Linked DNA regions of Homo sapiens: all the other regions are linked to region 1. Evidence: chromatin loops called from intact Hi-C (ENCODE). Cell type or tissue: mammary epithelial cell. All regions are shown on one strand.

The links. A loop is a pair of places that touch in the nucleus more often than their neighbours do. Peaks named below come from ENCODE experiments on the same cell type or tissue, not always from the same donor. Only the 100,000 strongest peaks of a DNase experiment are listed, where the experiment ranks them.
Region 2: it touches region 1 in a loop (11-fold over the local background); 18 of 110 quality-filtered maps call a loop at or near these places.
Region 3: a loop joins it to region 1, with 7 times the contacts of the local background. A loop is called at or near these places in 3 of 110 quality-filtered maps.

The regions. Positions count from the first base shown.
Region 1 is chr19:36,492,340-36,494,839 of GRCh38, forward strand. No RefSeq gene overlaps it. Among named protein-coding and RNA genes, the nearest start is that of ZNF566-AS1, 4.0 kb to the left of the region's middle. In mammary epithelial cell, a CTCF peak has its summit at 972 (motif pointing left); no DNase peak of the experiment used is centred here.
Region 2 is chr19:36,126,907-36,129,406 of GRCh38, forward strand. LOC105372385 (a long non-coding RNA gene) reads right to left here. Exons shown (of 3, transcript XR_935954.3): 3 at 1,043-1,452. Among named protein-coding and RNA genes, the nearest start is that of CAPNS1, 12 kb to the right of the region's middle. RefSeq lists an enhancer at 1,345-1,574. In mammary epithelial cell, a CTCF peak has its summit at 985 (motif pointing right); a DNase peak (open chromatin) is centred at 1,115; H3K4me3 peaks cover 984 bases; H3K27ac peaks cover 1,177 bases.
Region 3 is chr19:36,330,670-36,333,169 of GRCh38, forward strand. LINC00665 (long intergenic non-protein coding RNA 665) reads right to left here and starts at 1,049. Exons shown (of 6, transcript NR_038279.1): 1 at 778-1,049. In mammary epithelial cell, no CTCF peak of the experiment used is centred here; a DNase peak (open chromatin) is centred at 1,142; H3K4me3 peaks cover 1,649 bases.

The DNA.
Region 1 (2,500 bases):
TGAGGCAGGAGAATCGCTTGAACCCAGGAGGCAGAGGTTGCAGTGAGCCAAGATTGCACCACTGCACTCCAGCCTGGGCGACAGAGTGAGACTCGGTCTCAAAAAAAAAAAGGATACATTCTGAGAAATGCATTGTTGGGCAATTTCATCATTATGGAGTGTACTGACACAAACCTAGATGGTATAGCTGACTGAACACTTAGGCTACATGGTATAACCTGTTGCTCCTAAACTACAAAGCTATACAGTATGTTACTGTACTGAATACAGTTGGAACACTGTAGGGACCAGCCCTACAAGGTCTGTGGGTTTTTCTCCCTGTGTGCAGAGACTAGAGGTGGTAGAAATAAAGACACAAGACAAAGAGATAAAAGACACCTGGGCCCGGGTGAGCCACTACCACCAAGACACAGAGACTGATAGTGGCCCCGAATGCCAGGCTGCACTGTTATTTATTGGATACAAGACAAGGGGGGCAGGGTAAGGAGTGTGAGCCATCTCCAATGATAGGTAAGGTCACGTGGGTCACGTGTCCACTGGACAGGGGGCCCTTCCCTGTTTGGCAGCTGAAGCGGAGAGAGAGAGAAGACAGCTTACGCATTATTTCTGCATATCAGAGACTTTTAGTACTTTCACTAATTTTGTTACTGCTATCTAGAAGGCAGGGCCAGGTGTACAGGATGGAACATGAAAGCGGACCAGTAGTGTGACCACTGAAGCACAGCATCACAGGAAGACGGTTAGACCTCCAGATAACTGCGGGCGGGCCTGACTCATGTCAGGCCCTCCACAAGACATGGTGGAGTAGAGTCTTCTCTAAACTCCCCCGGGGAAAGGGAGACTCCCTTTGCTGGTCTGCTAAGTAGTGGGTGCTTTTCCTTGGCACTGACGCTACTGCTAGACCACAATCCGCTTGGTAACAGGCGTCTTCCCAGACGCTAACGTTCCGCTAGACCAAGGAGCCCTCTGGTGGCCCTGTCCGGGCATAACAGAGGCTCACACACTTGTCTTCTGGTCACTTCTCACCATGTCCCTTCAGCTCATACCTCTGTATGGCCTGGTTTTTCCTAGGTTATGATTGTAGAGTGAAGATTATTATAATATTTGAATAAAGAGTAATTACTACAAACTAATGATTAGTGATACTTGTGTATAATCATATCTGTGATCTGTATCTAGTGTAATTCTTGTTATTTTATATATTTTATTATACTGAAACAGCCCATGCCCTCGGTCTCTTGCCTCGGCACCTGGGTGGCTTGCTGCCCACAGAACACAATGGTAAGTATTTATGTATCTAAACATATCTAAACACACAAAAGGTACAGTAAAAAAAACAGCATGAAAAGTAAAAAATGGTACACTTGTATAGGGTACTTACCAAGAATGGAGGCTGCAGGACTGGAAGTTGCTCTGGAGAGTCGATGAGAGGTGAGTGAATGTGAAGGCTAGGACATTACAGTACAACACTCTAGACTTTATAAACATTGTACACTTAAGCAACACTACATGTATTTAAAGTTTTTCTTCCATAATAAATTAACCCTTGCTTGCTGTAACTTTTCTACTTTATAAATGTTCAAATTTTTAAAAGCTTTTTGACTTTTCTGTAATATCGCTTAGCTTAAAACACAAATACATTGCACAGCCCATGTGGGATCCGTATCTCTTGGTAAGGAAATGTTGCAGGTCAGATGTCATTCTTATGTGGCCACATAGAGGTAGAAAGACTGCATATATGATACTGCCTTTCCCAACCACGGGCTCGTATTCTAACATACCGCAACAATGCCCAATATTTATGGGGTCATAGAAAATAGGATTCACTATGGTTGGAGAATTTCCAGAGCCAATTTAAGTTCAGGAATGCTGGCAATGAGAATGATCAGTAGGAATCAGTGTAATGATTTACATAGTTGAAACTATCAACTGGGCCAGGCTGGTGGCTCACGCCTATAATCCCAGCACTTTGTGAGGCTGAGGTGGGCTGATCACCTGAGGTCAGGAGTTTGAGACTAGCCTGGGCAACATGGTGAAACCCCGTCTCTACTAAAAATACAAAAATTAGCTAGGCATGGTGGCACACACCTGTGATACCAGCTACTCGGGAGGCCAAGGCAGGAGAACTGCTTGAACTTGGGAGGCAGAGGTTGCAGCCAGCCAAGATCATGCCACTGCATTCAAGCTTGGGTGACAGAGCAAAGACTCCATCTCAAAAAAAAAGTTAAAATAGAATAAAACATATAGCCATTATTTTTCTGTTTGGGGCAATTTTAAAGTTTTTCTTTTGTCACAAAAACAGGAATGTACTATGCAAAGGCTTGAAATAGGCCATCTTTTTTTTTTTTTTTTTTGAGTTGGAGTTTCGCTCTTGTTGCCCAGGCAGGCTGGAGTGCAATGGCATGATCTCGGCTCACCACAACCTCCATCTCCTGGGTTCAAGCAATTCTCCTGCCTCAGCCTCCCAAGTAGCTGGGATTACAGGCATGCACTACCACGC
Region 2 (2,500 bases), 370 kb before region 1:
GGTATGGTGGCGCATGCCTGTAGCCCCAGCTACTTGGGAGGCTGAGGTGGGAGAATCACTTAAGCCCAGAAGGTCAAGGCTACAGCGAGTTATGGCACCACTGCATTCCAGCCTGGATGACAGAGCAAGACCCTGTCTCAAAACCAAAAAAAAAGAAAAGAGGCCAAGCACGGTGGCCCACGCCTGTAATCCCAGCATTTTGGGAGGCCGAGGCGGGAGATCGAGATCATCCTGGCCAACATGGTGAAACCCTGACTCTACTAAAAATACAAAAATTAGCTGGGTGTGGTGGCGCGTGCCTGTAATCCCAGCTACTCAGGAGGCTGAGGCAGGAGAATGGCTTGAACCCAGGAGGTGGAGATTGCAGTGAGCTGAGATCGTGCCACTTCACTCCAGCCTGGGGACAAGAGTGAGACTCCGTCTCAAAAAAAAGAAAAAAAGCCAGGCATGGTGGCTTATGCCCATAATCCCAGCACTCCGGGAGGCCGAGGAGGGCAGACCACTTGAGTTCAGGAGTTCAAGACCAGCCTGGGCAACATGGCAAAAACCCTGTCTCTACAAAAAATACAACAACAACAAAAATTAGCCGGGTGTGGTGGCACGCACCTGTAGTCCCAGCTACTTGGAAGGCTAGGTGGTAGGATCACTTGAGCCTTGGGAGGTAGAAGCTGCAGTGAGCTGTGTTCACACCACTGCACTCCAGCCTGGGTGACACAGCGAGACTCCATGCCGTGACACCAGCACGTGGCGTGTCACATTATTAAGGATTATACAGCCAACAGTTACTGGGCTGGTTTCCTTTAATCCTCACAGCAGGCCCTGTCCGCAAGTCTTTCACCGTTTCCCGTCAACACTCCACCTTTCCTGCCCAAAGTTTGGGGTTGGGAGGGAATTCCCAGGGGTTCCCAGGACTTGGGCTCGCCTCCCAGATCCCGCAACCTTTGCGTGCCTAGCCTCGGCAATGACCGCCCATCTGCCACGAGGGGGCGGCAGCGCACCGTTCAGACGCTGCGCCCCTGGTGCATTATGGGTCGCGTAGTCTCAAAGGTGGCATAAGCATCCTGGAACGCAAACGGCATTTCCCAGAAAACTACGCGACAATCTGAGCCTGGTCTTGCCCAGAGCTGGAAGCTGAGGTCTCGCCCCTGCCGGCGTTGCGGGGGATTGTGGGATGTAGGCATTTGGCTCCGCGCTCCGCGAAGGGCGGTGCAGCGCAGGCGCGGGCATCCGGTACAGACAGCCGAGCTTAATCTGAGGCGGGGAACCAGCGTCCCGGGGGAGGCGCCGAAGCTGACTTTCTGGCCGCAGTGGAAGTGAGGCGAGCGAGCTCCCTTAGTGGCTGGAGCCGGCTGGGCCTCCTTCCTGTCCTCCTGCTTTCCTGCATCTCTACTTGTCCCTTTCCCCGGGCTCCTGGTCCGCTCCCAAGCCTGTTCAAGCACGAGGCGTTTCCATCTAAAAAAAGAAAAGAAATCTCTTTTGCCGGGCGAGATGTCAGAGCCCCGGGAGCGAAAGTGTTGGTAATGTTAGACAGAATGAGTTCCTCTTCAAAAATCTAACTTCCTTGTCCTTTGCTCTATGAACTGTCCTTCCTGCAGAAACTGCCCTTACCGGGGAAACTGCCCCTCCCCGCCGCTGCAACCCATACCCCGCCTCTATTAGAAATAGGCAATCGGAATCAGCTTAGATTGTGAGGTCCAACCCTAGCCAACGGGGGTTAAAAACCCCTGCTCTCCTTTATTAGGTGTGCTTTTGGTACAGGTCTGGGCAGCACGCTTCTGCAGAAGTAAACTTTGCCTTGCTAAGAAACTTTTCTCCGAGTGCTGGTCTCTCTCTGTGGCACCAAGAACTTATTTCTAACAGTAAGAAGAATTTACTGAGGACAGCGTAGGCTTGAAAAAGAAAAGTTTTACTAGAAAGAATGCTGCCGGGCACTCACGCCTGTAATCCCAGCACTTTGGGAGGCCGAGGCAGGTGGATTGCCTGAGCTCAGGAGTTCGAGACCAACCTGGGCAATACAGTGAAACCCCATCTCTACTAAAATACAAAAAACTAACTGGGCATGCCAGCATGTGCCTGTAGTCCCAGCTACTTGGGAGGCTGAGGCAGGAGAATTGCTTGAACCCAGGAGGTGGAGGTTGCAGTGAGCTGACATCATGCCACTGCATTCCAGCTTGGGTGACAGAATGAGACTCCATCTCAAAAAAAAAAAAAAAAAAAAAAAATGAAGGAAAGAATGCTGCAGGCCAGGCAGGGTGGCTCACACCTGTAATCCCAGCACTTTGGGAGGCCGAGGCAGGCGAATCACCTGAGGTTGGGAGTTCAAGACCAGCCTGACCAACATGGAGAAACTACTAAAAATACAAAATTAGGCGGGCATGGTGGCCCATACCTATAATCCCAGCTACTTGGGAGGCTGAGATAGGAGAATCGCTTGAACCCAGGAGGCGGAGGTTGTGGCAAGCCAAGATCACACCATTGCACTCCAGCCTGGGCAACAAAA
Region 3 (2,500 bases), 160 kb before region 1:
AAATAAAGTAAGCAAAAAAGTTAAAAGGATAAATGGTTACAGGAAAGTTAATAGTTCCAGGTGCAGGGGCTTTAAGATTATTACAAGGTGATAGACGCGGGGCTTTTGGGCATAATCAATCGGATGAATTCCTCGGAACTGCGGATATAGCTTGCCACAGTATCTTAACAGTTAATTGCATTCTTGGATGTGCTGGGAGTCAGCTTGCACAAGTTAAGTCCTTGAGGAAGGGGCTGCCAGTGAAAGAGCCAAGATGGAGTCCATCTGGCGCTCTTAGCTAAGGGAGAGTCAATTCAGGTGGAAACAAGGCTAGGTGATTTAAGGAAAGGGAGAGTCTAAAAACAGGGTTAGTAAAAACCAGGTTGGGCATTACACTACTAAGATATCAAAACCAGGAACTTACTTCCTTTAAAACAATTCCAAACTAACTCGCTGTGCCTTACACAGAAATTTCCCCCAAGAAATATGGTTTTATAAAGCCTGAGAAGTTGTTGCTATTAGGACAAACACCAAAACTAAAAATTGGTTTAATTAGCAACAACAAAATTCCATTTTAACTGGCTGTCCTTATCAGAGACAGTCCACTAAATAATACAACTGGCAAAAAGTGAGATTTTGTAAAGGTTGGGGTGCTTTATTATAAACATAACATAAACCAGGAATGTATTTTAATAAACCTCAACCTGCGGGTCACTCCCTCCCAGGCGTGCAACAAAACACCTGCCTAGAAATCAAAAGGCGTTTTACCCGAGTGGGCTGAAAAAGCCCCGTTTTTACCTTTAATCTGGAGACAATACGGGTCAGAGGTCAGGAAACTACATCAGCGCCAGTGCGAGCGCCCACGAGTCCGGTGGACGGATGAGAAACGGCCGGGGGGCAGCCTGAGTCCCAGTTCCCGCCGTGGCAATGGCCAATTTCCCACCCGTGGACGCAAAAGGCCAGGACTCCACGCTGCTGACCCTCCAGCGTCCCATGTCCGGCAGGCACGTGGCCGAATAGCCCAAGACTGAGGACTCACACTTCCCACTTTGCACCTGGAGGCCACCTGCAGACCAACCTTGCGCCAGGCTTCCGGAAATGGGAGGGCGGGCTTCCGGAAACGGCGGCCAATGGGAAACGTGATCAGATGTTACTAGGCAGACAGTCCGTTTCCAGGCAACACAGAAGAAAGGAACGCGCTCAGTCAGCCTCAAATAGACGGAGATTTCAGCCAATGGATGTGCAGGTTCCCTCCACATTAGCCAATAAGAAGTGCTTGGGGCCTACCTGCCTACAAGCACAGCAAAAGCTTTCCTGCGCATTTTTGCGCTGGAATGGCTACCTGCCGCGCCAAATCAAAATTTACAATCACCCTTGGTGCTGTTTCCTGCACTTTCTTGGAGATTTGCACCAGGCGCTGGAGACCCTCCCACCTGGCCCATGCCTGCCACCCGGTGAACACCAAGACCCAACCTTCTGCACCACCAGTCTTGTTGTCAGCGAACAGGCTAGTAAATTATTGAAGGGGTGGCCTGCCCCTCCACACCTGTGGGTATTTCTCGTCAGGTGGAACGAGAGACTGAGAAAAGAAAGAGACACAGAGACAAAGTATAGAGAAAGAAAAGTGAGCCCAAGGGACCGGCGCTCAGCACACGGAGGACCTACAGGGACACTGGTCTCTGAGTTCCCTCAGTATTTATTGATCATTATCTCTACCATCTCGGAGAGGGGGATGTGGCAGGCCAATAGGGTAATAGTGGGGAGAGGGTCAGCAGGAAAACGTGAACAAAGGTCTCTGTGTCATAAATAAGTTTAAGGAAAGGTGCTGTGCCTTGATGTGCACTTATACAAACATCTCGGTGCATTAAAGAGCAGTATTGCCGCCAGCGTGTCTCACCTCCAGCCCTAAGGATGTTTTCTCCTATCTCAGTAAGTAGAACATACAATCGGGTTTTACACCAAGACATTCTATTGCCCAGGGACGAGCAGGAGACAGATGCCTTCCTCTTACCTCAACTGCAAAGAGGCCTTCCTCTTTTACTAATCCTCCTCAGCACAGACCCTTTTCGGGTGTCGGGCTGGGGGATGTCGGGCTGGGGGACAGTCAGGTCTTACCCTTCCCATGAGGCCATATCTCAGGCTATCACATGGGGAGAAATCTTGGACAATACCTGGCTTTCCTAGACAGAGGTCCCTGCGGCCTTCCGCAGTGTATTGTGTCCCTGGGTACTTGAGATTAGAGAATGGTGATGACTTTTAACAAGCATATTATCTTCAAGCACTTTTTTAACAAAGCATAGCCCTAAATCCATTGAACCTTGAGTCAACACAGCACATGTCTCTGTGAGCACAGGGTTGGGGCTAGGGTTACAGATTAACAGCATCTCAAGGCAGAAGAATTTTTCTTAGTACAGAACAAAATGGAATCTCTTATGTCTACTTCTTTCTACATAGACACAGTAACAGTCTGATCTCTCTTTTCCCCACAGAAGGGAAGGGAGGGAGGGAGGGAAAGAAAAAG